2 separate regions of the Homo sapiens genome follow, and region 2 is linked to region 1. Evidence: chromatin contacts called from ENCODE Hi-C or POLR2A ChIA-PET data. All regions are on one chromosome and are shown on one strand. The core of a region is the stretch at or near the end of the contact, and the rest is flanking DNA. Distances in the headings are between cores, read along the strand shown. Region 1 holds the start of ZNF561-AS1 (ZNF561 antisense RNA 1). Region 2 holds the start of DNMT1 (DNA methyltransferase 1).

The links. A loop is a pair of places that touch in the nucleus more often than their neighbours do. ChIA-PET counts read pairs that join two places held with the same protein, here RNA polymerase II (POLR2A). Pooled maps may share reads with other maps.
Region 2: a loop to region 1 is called in a pooled map, with 4 times the contacts of the local background. The contact joins the promoter of DNMT1 here to the promoter of ZNF561-AS1 in region 1. A Hi-C loop is called at or near these places in 3 of 50 pooled maps. POLR2A ChIA-PET finds 5 or more read pairs at or near these places in 2 of 52 experiments (activated CD8-positive, alpha-beta memory T cell and activated T-cell).

Annotation. Positions count from the first base shown.
Region 1 is chr19:9,618,123-9,623,795 of GRCh38, forward strand. It overlaps ZNF561-AS1 (ZNF561 antisense RNA 1), which reads left to right and starts at 3,360. Exons shown (of 4, transcript NR_122038.1): 1 at 3,360-3,523. It overlaps ZNF561 (zinc finger protein 561), which reads right to left and starts at 3,110. Exons shown (of 6, transcript NM_152289.3): 1 at 3,040-3,110; 2 at 1,310-1,460; 3 at 1-57. The coding sequence starts at 1,334. RefSeq lists enhancers at 2,289-2,871, 3,020-3,439.
Region 2 is chr19:10,193,137-10,198,783 of GRCh38, forward strand. DNMT1 (DNA methyltransferase 1) reads right to left here and starts at 1,817. Exons shown (of 41, transcript NM_001130823.3): 1 at 1,684-1,817. The coding sequence starts at 1,763. RefSeq lists a silencer at 1,521-1,760 and an enhancer at 2,021-2,250.

The DNA.
Region 1 (5,673 bases), core at 2,110-4,609:
TCCTTTCTACCTTTGTCTTTTCTTCAAAAGGGCAGATTGGTTCCCTGGAAAAAAACCCTAGTGGAAAAGTAAGAAGGCATGAGAAGCCAGAGCTGCCCATCCTTCCCACATTCTCATGCCTAGAAGTCATTCCATCCTAGCTTGAAATTCCGATATGCTCCTACACACTCGAGAAAACTACACACACAACACTTCCATGAAATGCCATAGTAAGTCCTGTGTCAGCTAGACACAAAAGCAGACTTGGGCCAAACTGCCTGTTGGGTAAAGGGTAATAGTTTCATTTTTCAAGGAAACTTACACCCTGAAAAATGTGACTCTCGTCCAGGTGCGGTGCCTCATGCCTGTAATCCCAGCACTTTGGGAGGCCGAGGCGGGTGGATCATGAGGTCAGGAGAACGAGACCATCCTAGCTAACACGGTGAAACCCCATCTCTACTAAAAATACAAAAAATTAGCCAGATGTGGTGGTGGGCATCTATAGTCCCAGCTACTCAGGAGGCTGAGGCAGGAGAATGGTGTGAACCCAGGAGGCGGAGCTTGCAGTGAGCCGAGATCGTGCCACTGCACTCTAGCCTGGGTGACAGAGCAAGACTCCGTCTCAAAAAAAAAAAAAGTGACTCTCTATCTGCCCATAGTAGTAACACTCATGAAGCTTATGTAGCATTTCCTAAGGTACACAAACCAGGGCTGAATTCTAAAACAGCATTCTGGCTGGGCACAGTGGCTCATGCCTGTAATCCCAATACTTTGGGAGGCCAAGGCGGGCAAATCACTTGAGGTCAGGAATTTGAGACCAGCCTGGCCAACATTATGAAACCCCATCTCTACTAAAAATAGAAAAATTATGGGAGGCTGAGGCAGAGAATTACTTGAACCCAGGAGACAGAAGTTGCAGTGAGTCGAGACCACAGGCACTGCACTCCAGCCTGGGAGACAGAGTGAGATTCTGTCTCAAAAACAAAAACAAACAAACAAACAAAAATTAGCCAGGTCTGGCAGTATGTGCTTGTGGTCCCAGATACTTGGGAGGCTGAGGCAAGAGAATCACTTGAACCTGGGAGGTGAAGGTTGCAGTGAGCTAAGATTGCACCACTGCACTCCAGCCTGGGTGACGGAACAAGATTCTGTCTCAAAAATAAATAAATAAATAAATAAATAATAAAACAGCATTCTGTTCTGTGGTTCACTTCAATTCCTCCTAAAAGAACCAGCTGCATGCCTGCTCAGGCTCAGCTCACTGGACGCTTGTGTTGTGGAGGGTGACCTAAAGCAGAATCTCTGAAAAAGAGCATCAACAAAGACTTACCACGGGACAAATAAATGGCTGCCATTCTCTGAAGCTGATGGTGTGATGATGTGCATCCCTTCCTTGATGCCAAGATCACCTCAGGCCAGCTTATGAATCTAGGTGGATAGAGGCAATCTCCATTCCTCTTTGTACAGGGTTATTTGCGGTCCTGTTCATATCAATCATCAAACAACAAGCATGAAACATCAGTCATCAAACATTATGCCTGAGCTTTGTCTCTGCAGGTGACAGATGTGAAGGCCACCAAAAATTGCCCACTCAGTACCGTCACTCAGTAACAAAAGTATTAATAACAGTAACTGACATTTACTGAGGACTGATATGTCAGAAGTAGCTCTAGTAGCTTTATATATACATGCTCAGTTAATTATCATAGCCATCCTTCCCAGTAGCTATCATTACCTCTATCTATCTATATCTATCTATATTTATCTATCTATATCTATCTATCTATATATCTATCTATATCTATCTATCTATATCTATCCTATCTATCTATCTATCTATCTATCGAGACAGGGTCTCACTCTGTTGCCCAGGTTGAAATCCAATGGCACTAACACAACTCTCTGTAGCCTAGACTTCCCGGGCTCAAGTGATCCTCCCACTTCAGCCTCCTGAATAGCTGGGACCATAGGTGCGTATCATCACTCATTATTATTATTATTATTTTGAGACAGAGTCTCACTCTGTTGCCCAGGCTGGAATGCAGTGGCATGATCTCAACTCATTGCAACCTCTGCCTCCCAGGTGCAAGCGATTATCAGGCCTCAGCCTCCCGAGTAGCTGGGATTTCAGGTATGCACTACCATGCCTGGCTAATTTTTGCATTTTTAGTAGAGACGCAGTTTCGCCATATTGGCCAGGCTGGTCTTGAACTCCTGGCCTTAAGTGATTCTCCCACTTCAGCCCCCCAACTAGCTGGGACTACAGGTGCACACCACTGGGTCCGGCTAATTTTTTGTAGTTTTAGTAGAGACAAGTTTTCACCAGATTGCCTAGGCTAGTCTCAAACTCCTGGGCTCAAACAATCCTCCTGACTTGGCCTCCCAAAGTGCTGGGATAATAAGCATAAGCCACGATGCCTGGCCCATTACTTCTATTTAATACTGAAAAAAACCTACACTCAAACAACCCTAGTAGTCGGTCTGATACTTGTCCCTAGAGCCTGATCTCCTGTATATGGTGTTACCCCCCCGCCATATGACCAGAAGACAGTGCAGACCTGCACAGAACAATTCAGTAGTCACCAGCCACGTGTGTTATTGATAACTTCATTACGTACCTAAGATGACTTAAGAACAAAATCTAAAATTTTCAAAAGTCGGCCGGGTGCAGTGGCTCACACCTATAATCCCAGCACTTTGGGGGACCGAGGCAGACAGATCACCTAAGGTCAGGAGTTCAAGACCAGCCTGGCCAACATGGCAAAACCATCTCTACTAAAGATAGAAAAAGTAGCCGGGCGTGGTGGCACTTGCCTGTAATCCCAGGTACTCGGAAGGCTGAGGCAGGAGAACTGCTTGACCCTGGAGGCAGAGGTTGCAGAGGTTGCAGTGAGCCGAGAGAGCGCGCAGCCTCTCCGAACTGGACGCACAGGGAGGACTGATAGTCCCTGGAGAAGCGAGTGAAGTGAAGCGGATCTGAGAGGCTCCTAGGCGACAGCGCGCAATCATTCCTTTGCCGCCCCCTGCTATCCCCGGGACCGCCAAGGAGGTGGAACTCACCACAGCCTGGGCAGACTCCACCACCATAAAGGCGAAACCGCACTGACGGAGAGGAGCCAGCGCCGGAAAAGATGGCGGTGGTGCGCTGACGTCACTTCCGCTTCAACACTCTGGCCGGGCGAGGCTCGTGGGCTCCAGTTTCAGCCACGTAGGACCGGGTAGAACACAGAAATTCTAGTTTCCTCTCGGGTGGGTGCAGAAAGGGCCTGGGGTTGGCTCAGGGAGGGGGATGCAGAACTAGGTCCAGAGAAAAAGGTGAGGTTAGAACCGGGCCTCCAGACGGAACTGTGGGCGAGGGGAGGGGCTCGTACTCGGGGGGTGATTTAGAGGAGGGACCCGGCCTAGCCGGTGGTTCAGGTGGCCGGTCGGGCTGGAAGGGCGGGGATGAGGGATGGGACGCATCCCCGGGGGATGCTCCTCCAAAGCTTTTATCGGGCGAGCGCAGTGGCTCACGCCTGTAATTCCTGCACTTTGGGAGGCTAAGGTAGGTAAATAGCTTGAGTCTGCTGGGAATGGGTGCTCGCTTGGTGTCACAAAATCAACACTGAGACAAAGGATCTCAGCAAGGCTAGTTTTACTTTCTGCAGAATGGGTGCCACTGGCTGGCAGTCTTGCCACCAGAGCACACATTAACAAAGGAGACAGGGTTTTTTTAAACTTGAAGTGTCCATCCTTCTGCTGTGTCCAGCTTCCATTGGCTGGAACGGGACCTCACCTTCCTGTACTTCACTGGATTGGCTAGCAACTTAGAACTTCCCAAAAGAGGCAATGGCAGAGGAGAACAAAGGAAGAGAGGAAGTAACTTGTGGACTGTTGAGAGAGGCAAAAACACTTCTAAATAGGGAAAGGAATAGGCCATGACCTAATAGTTGCTTGGACCAGTTCAGGCATGCCAGGGCAAATATCTAGGCTAAAATGTGGGAGCTAAAAACAGAGTCTATTGATTTCTTTATTACGGCTGGCAGAATTTAACAATATTACCACAGGTCTTTGAGAAAATTTGGCTTCTAAGAGGGATTACTATTTATTTCAATCAGACTGGGAGGAAAGTCCCTTTGAAGAGGAACCTGTATTTATTTCATTTTCTACAAGTCCAAGAGTTTGAGACCAGCCTGGGCAAAGTAGCAAGACCCTGTCTCTCTCTCTCTCTCTCTCTCTATATATATATATATAAACATATATGTATAAATACATATAAATATATAAATATATAAAAAATATATAAATATACATGTTCAAAATGCTTGTTCCCTGGTGCCATAAAGAAATTAGCACTTGAACATAAATTTAATTTACTCAGCAAGGCCATTTTTACTTCCTGCAGAAACGGTATACTCACCAGCAGTTTTGCCACGAGAGTACACCAAACAAAGGAGATAGGGTCATTTATAACCTGATGCTTCCAACCTACTGCTGTGTCCAGTTTCCACTGGCTGGAATGGGACCTCACGTTCTGGCTAGCAACTTATAACTTTTTAAAAGAGGCAAGGGTAGAGGAGAACAAAGGAAGGAGGAAGTAACTTGTGGAATGCTGAGAAGGGTCAAAACATCTTCAAATAAGGAAAAAGAACAGGCTATGCCCTAATGCTTGCCTGGACCAGTACAAGCATGCCAGGGCAAATATGTAGACTAAACTGTGGGAGCTAAGAATATAAAGTACATTGATTTCTTTATCACGGCTCACAGATACTTGAGAATGTTAGCACAGGTCTTTGAATAAATTTTGCTTCTAAGAGAAGTTACTATTTATTCCTAATTAAATGTGAAGGAACGTCTTTGAAGAGGAACCTCTGCTTTACTTTTTAGATATAAATATAAAGCTTGTTTGTATGCCTCTCCTCATGTTCCTAGAGCCTTTCCATGATTCTTCCATATTGATAAAGCTGCCAATGAATGGCATGGTCTATCCCTTCCATTCAGTCAGAGTTTCTGTAGGCCTTTTTTTCTTCATTCTTTATTTTTTAGAACCTGCTGATTCCATTGGGTTTTCTTTTTCTTTCTTGCTTGCTTGCTTGCTTGCGACAGATCTCACTGGATCAGACCAGGCTGGAGTGCAGTGGTGTGATCTCAGCTCACCGCAACCTCCACCTCCCAGGTTCAAGCAATTCTCCTGCCTCAGCCTCTGGAGTAGCTGGGATTACAGGCGCCTGCCACCACGCCCAGCTAATTTTTGTATTTTTAGTAGAGAACGATTTCACCAGGTTGGCCAGGCTGATCTCGAACTCCTGGCCTAAAATATCTGCCAGGCCAAGATGGTAGGATCGTTTAAGGCCAGGAGTTTAAGACAAGCCTGGGCTACACAGCAAAACCCCATCTCTCTATATATATATAAAAAAAATTTAAATTAAAAAATGTTTTGTTTTGTTTTGTTTTTTTGAGACATAGTTTCGCTCTGCCACCCAGACTGGAGTGCAGTGGTGCGATCTTCACTCACTGCAAACTCTGCCTCCTGGGTTCAAGCCATTCTTCTGCCTCAGCCTCCTGAGTAGTTGGGACTACAGGCATGTGCCACTGCGCCCAACTAATTTTTGCATTTTTAATACAGACATGGTTTCATCATATTGACCCAGCTGGTCTCAAAGTCCTGACCTCGTGATCCATCCACCTGGTCCTCCCAAAGAGCTGGGATTACAG
Region 2 (5,647 bases), core at 567-3,066, 570 kb after region 1:
TGAGGGCAGGGGTTTAAGACCAGCCTGGGCAATATGGTGAAACCTCACGTATACAGAAACAAAAACTAAGAAAGTCATCTGGGCATGGTGGTGGGCGCCTGTGGTCCCAGCTACTCAGGAGGCTGAGGATCCCTTAAGCCCAGGAGTTCAAGGCTACAGTGAGTTATAATTGTGCCAGGGCACTCCAGCCTGGACAACAGAGTGAGACCCATCTCTAAAAATAAAAAGTGTTTCTTTTTTTGAGACAGGGTCTCACTCTGTCACCCAGGCTGGAGTGCAATAGCGCGATCTCAGCTCGCTACACACAGCCTCAACCTCTGGGGCTCAAGTGATACTCCCACCTTAGTCTGTTGAGTAGTTGGGACCACAGGCGCACGGCACTACTCCAGGCTAATTTTTGTATTTTTAGTAGACATGGGGTTTTGCCTTGTTGCCCAGGCTGGTCTCAAACTCCTGGCTCAAGAGATTCGTCCGCCACTGCCTCCCAAATTGCTGGGATTACAGGCATAAGCCACAGCACCCAGCCTTCAAAAAAAAAAAAAAAAAGAAAAGAAAAAAAGCGGGGGTTGAACCAAATATCCATCCCTCCCCAAAGACCCAAATCAGAACCGGACTGGCCCAACCAGGTCAGTTAACAAGCCTAAGGAAATAGAAAAATGGCAAAGAGTGCTTTCACAAATCCAGCTGGAAGTGTCCACGCCTGGTGAGGGTTCCTCTGACTCACGCACACCTCACTTGAACAAGTTTTCAGGAATGAACTGATGGCGTTCATGAACAAGGGGCTGGGACCAGTGCTCCCACTGATCCTTGTGCACGGAAGTTGGACAGAGGCATGAACTGCTAAAGCCAGGGCCTCCAACATTAGACACACACTAAAGAACACACCCATGAACACACACAAACACACACGAAAGTGTAGCCAGTTCTCATTAGCAAGACTTCCCTGATGCCCACGGCTCACAGGCACAGATTTACAGGAAAAGACCAACCATGCAGCCTTCACGCTTCCCGGGCCCTGCGCTGCAATGCACGGTTAAAGTTCCTGCCAAAACATGGACTTTCCCAAGGAGCAAGAACCACACAGTCCCAACTGACAGAATGAGTACCCCACGGAAGGCTGGGCTCTCGAACATGAGCCAGCCCAGCCCAGGCCCCGACGGGTGACATCCGTCTCTGGAGGCCGCCATCGAGATGCACAGCTTTGGGGGAAAGGCACTGAGGGACCCCCCACCACAGAAGCGCCCCCGGGGACCGGGCCGGACACCGGAAGTGGAGGCCGAAGTGCCGGTGCCCGAGGGGTGTCCGTTGGCCGCGGGCTGCCCACTTCCTGTGCGACCAAGCTGGAGTCAAGAGCCCGGCCCACCGCTGCTTGAAGAAGGGGACCCCGGAAACGAACCCAAAGCTTGCTGTATTTGGGGATCAAAAGAGAACCCCCACCCCGCCTAGTTTCTAGCCACCAGGGAGCTACGGGGGAATCCACGGTCCATTTTGGCGCCAAACAGCCCGGGCACGCGCGACCGGAAGTGCCACCCTGCCCGCGCCAACTGCCGCTGCGCGCCGCACCACCCCACGCATGCGCGCCCGTCTGTCAGCAGCGGCCACCGGCCACCCCGAGGGGAAGCGACCCCCCACCCAGCGCCCTGCCTGTCCCCCTGAGTCCGTGTTCCCCCCCATGGTACCTACCGCCTGCGGACATCGTCGGGCAGCGAGATGGCCGGGACGGCCAGTGTGGGCACCCGGGCTGGGGCGGTACGCGCCGGCATCTCGGAGGCTTCAGCAGACGCGGCGGCGGCAGCGCAGGCGCCCCGGCTTTTCGCGCGGAAACCGATGGGGAGGGGCGATGAGCGGAGGCGGCGTCTACCACCCCAGTCCGGGCGTGGGGGAGGAGGGGATGTACCAAACGGAGAGAGGCGATACCCTGTGCAGAAGGATGGAACGGAGCCGGCCATGCCCAGGGAACACGCATGCGCAAGGCGGGCACACACCCCCCCCACGCGGAGCAGTGGGCTCGTCCAAGCTCCACGGTTTGCTGGGAGGTGGGCACGGTGCCCGAGGCATTCATTCATTCATTCTTTCAGGTGTGATGGGGATAAAGCAGCGAGAAGCCCCCAAGGGTTTGTGAGAGCCCTTGAGTAAAGTCCTCAGTTCCAATCCAACCTCCATCTATTTGCTGGCTATACGACCTTAGGTGGGTCACTACGGCTCAGCCTCTGTGTCCTCATCTGTAAAACGGGGTAATTGCACCTACTCTAGAAAATCTTGAGTATACACAGAATTTGTAGCTAGTACCAAGAATCTCACAGTGTATAGAGGCCCATGCCACTTCTATACCCAGTGTGTGGGGGGTTTTTTGTTGCCTTTTTTAAGCACCACGTGGCTCACGCCTGTCATCCCAGCACTTTGGGAGGCCAGGGTGGGAGGATCGCTTGAGCCCAGGAGTTTTAGACCAGCCTAGGTAACATAGAGAAACTGCATCTCAAAAAAAAAAAAAAAGAAAGAAAGAAAGAAAGAAAAAAAGAAAAACAAAAATTAGCTAGTCGTTGTGGCATGTGCCCATAGTCCAAACTACTCCAGAGGTTGAGGCAGGAAGATCACTTGAACCGGAGAGGCAGAGGTTGCAGTGAGCCATGATTGTACCACTACATTCCAGCCTGGGAGACAGAGCAAGACCTTGTCTCAAAAAAATAAAAATAAAAAGTAAGAATAAATTAAGAAGCACCATGTCAGGCGCAGTGGCTCACGCCTGTAATCCCAGTGCTTTGAGAGGCCCAGGTGGGAGGATCGCTTGAGGTTAGGAGTTCAAGACCAGCCTGAGCAACATAGGGATACCCCATCTCTACAAAAAATACAAAGATTTGCTGGGCATGGTGACACACACCTGTAATCCTAGCTACTTGGGAGGCTGAGGTGGGAGGATGGCTTGAACCCTGGCAGTGTAGGCTGCAATGAGCCATGATTGGGCCACTGGACTCCTGCCTGGGCGACAGGGTAAGACCCTGCCTCACTCTGTCACCCCGGCTGGCGTGCAGTGGTGAGATCTTGGCTCACTGCAACCTCTGCCTCCCAGGTTCAAGCGATTCTCATGCCTCAGCCTCCCTAGTAGGCTGGGATTACAGGCGTACTCCACCACGCCTGGCTAATTTTTGTATCTTCGGTGGTAGAGACAGGGTTTCACCATGTTGGCCAGGCTAGTCTGGGACTCCTAGCCTCAAGCAGTCCACTTGCCTCAGCCTCCCAAAGTGCTGGGATTATAGGCCTAAGCCACCGTAACCAGCCAGAATTTTTTTTTTTTTTAAAGCACCAGAACATGGGGGAAAGATTGTGTCTTTAACAAATGGTGCTGAGAAAACTGTATAACCACATACAAAAGAATGAAGTTGGACCCTTACCTTACACCATATACAAAAACACAAAACTTATTAAAGATTAAACATAAGACCTGAAACTATAGTGCTCCTAGAAGAAAACATGGGGAAAAGCTTCATGACAATGGATTTGGCAATGATTTCTTGGATATGACAGCAAAACACAGGCAACAAGACAAAAGATAGACAAATGGGTTTGCAACAAACTTAAGGATAGCTATACAGCAAAAGAAATGACCAACAGTGAAAAGGCAACCTACAGAATGGGGAAAAAAAAAGTTTGCAAACTGTATTATCTGGTAAAGGGTTAATATCCGGAATATATGAAAAATTACAGCCAGGCATGGTGGTTCATGCTTGTGATCCCTGCACTTTGGGAGGCCCGGGTAGGCAGATCACTTGAGCCCGGTAGTTTTAGACCAGCCTGAGCAACATGGCAAAACCTCGTCTCTACCAAAAAAAGAAGAAAAAAATTATATAAAAAATAAATTACTACCCGTCAGGCTTGGTGGCTCACGCCTGTAATCCCAGCACTTTGAGAGGCCAAGGCGGGTGGATCACCTGAGGTCAAGAGTTTGAGACCAGCCTGGCCAACATGGTGAAACCCTGTCTCTCCTCAAAATATAAAAATTTGCTGGGCATGGTGGTGTGCCTGTAATCCCAGCTACTCGGAAGGCTGAGGCAGGAGAATCACTTGAACCTGGGATGCGGAGGTTGCAGTGAGCCGAGATTGCACCATTGCGCTCCAGCCTGCGCAACAAGAGAGAAACTCTGTCTCAAATAAAAATTTAAAAAATAATAAATTTCTACAATGCAACAACAAAAACTCGATTTACAAATGAGCAAATGGGCTGGGTGCGGTGGCTCACACCTGTGATCCCAGCACTTTGGGAGGCCCAGGCGGCAGGCGGATCACGCGGTCAGGAGATCGAGACCATCCTGGCTAACGTGGTGAAACCCCATCTCTACTAAAAATACAAAAAATTAGCCAGGCGTGGTGGCAGTCGCCTGTAGTCTCAGCTAATCAGGAGGCTGAGGCAGGAGAATGGTGTGAACCCAGGAGGTGGAGCTTGCAGCAAGCCGAGATTGCACCACTGCACTCCATCCAGCCTGGGCAACAGAGCGAGACTCCGTCTCAAAAACAAACAAAAAGAGCAAATGATTTGAATACATACTTTCCCAAAGGAGATATGCAAATAGAAAACAGGCATATGAAAAGATGCTCAACATCACTGGTCATCAGGGAAATGCAAATCAAAACCACAATGAAATATCCCTAAGACCCCTTAGAATGGCCACTGTCAAATAATAAGTGTTGGTGAAGATGTGGAGAAACTGGAACCCTTGTGCACGGTTGAGAGTCGAATAAAATGGTGGAGCTGCTATGAGAAACAGCATGGAAGTTCCTCAAAAAAATTAAAAATAGAATTATCATATGATCCAGCAATCCCATTTCTGGATATAAATTCAAAAGAATTGAAAAGAGGATCTTAAAGAGATATTTGCATACCCGTCTTCATTGCAGCATTAGTCACAACAGCCAAGAGACAGGAAAAAAAAAAAAAAAGATCATATTGCTGCTAAGAGATGGGGTCTTGCTGTGTTGCCCAGGCAGGTGTCAAACTCCTGGGCTCAAGGCATACTCCTACCTCAGCTTCTTAAGTAGCTGGGACTACAGGTATGTGCCACCACAATGGGCTAACTTTTTATATTTTTTGTAGAGACAGGATTTCTCCATGTTGCCCAGGCTGGTCTCAAACTCCTGAGCTCAAGCGATCTGCTGGCCTTGGCCTCCCAAAGCGCTGGGATTACAGGTGTAAGCCACTGCACCCAGCCTAATTCAGTCTTTAAAAAAGAAAAAATGGCCAGGTGCAGTGGCTCACACCTGTAATCCCAACACTTTGGGAAGCCAAGGCGGGTGGATCACCTGAGGTCAGGAGTTCGAGACCAGCCTGGCCAACATGGAGAAACCCCATCTCTACTAAAAATACAAAATTAGCTGGACATAGTGGCTCATGCCTATAACCCCAGCTACTCCGGAGGCTGAGGCAGGAGAATTGCTTGAACCCTGGAGGTGGAGGTTGAGGTAAGCTGAGATTACACCATTGTACTCCAGCCTGGGCAACAAGAGGGAAACTCCATCTCAAAATAAATAAATAAATAAATAAATAAATAATATAAAAGTAAAAATACAAAATTAGCTGGGTATGGTGGCATGCACCTGTAATCCCAGCTACTTAGGAGGTTAAGGCAAGAGTACTGCTTGAACCCGAGAGGTGGAG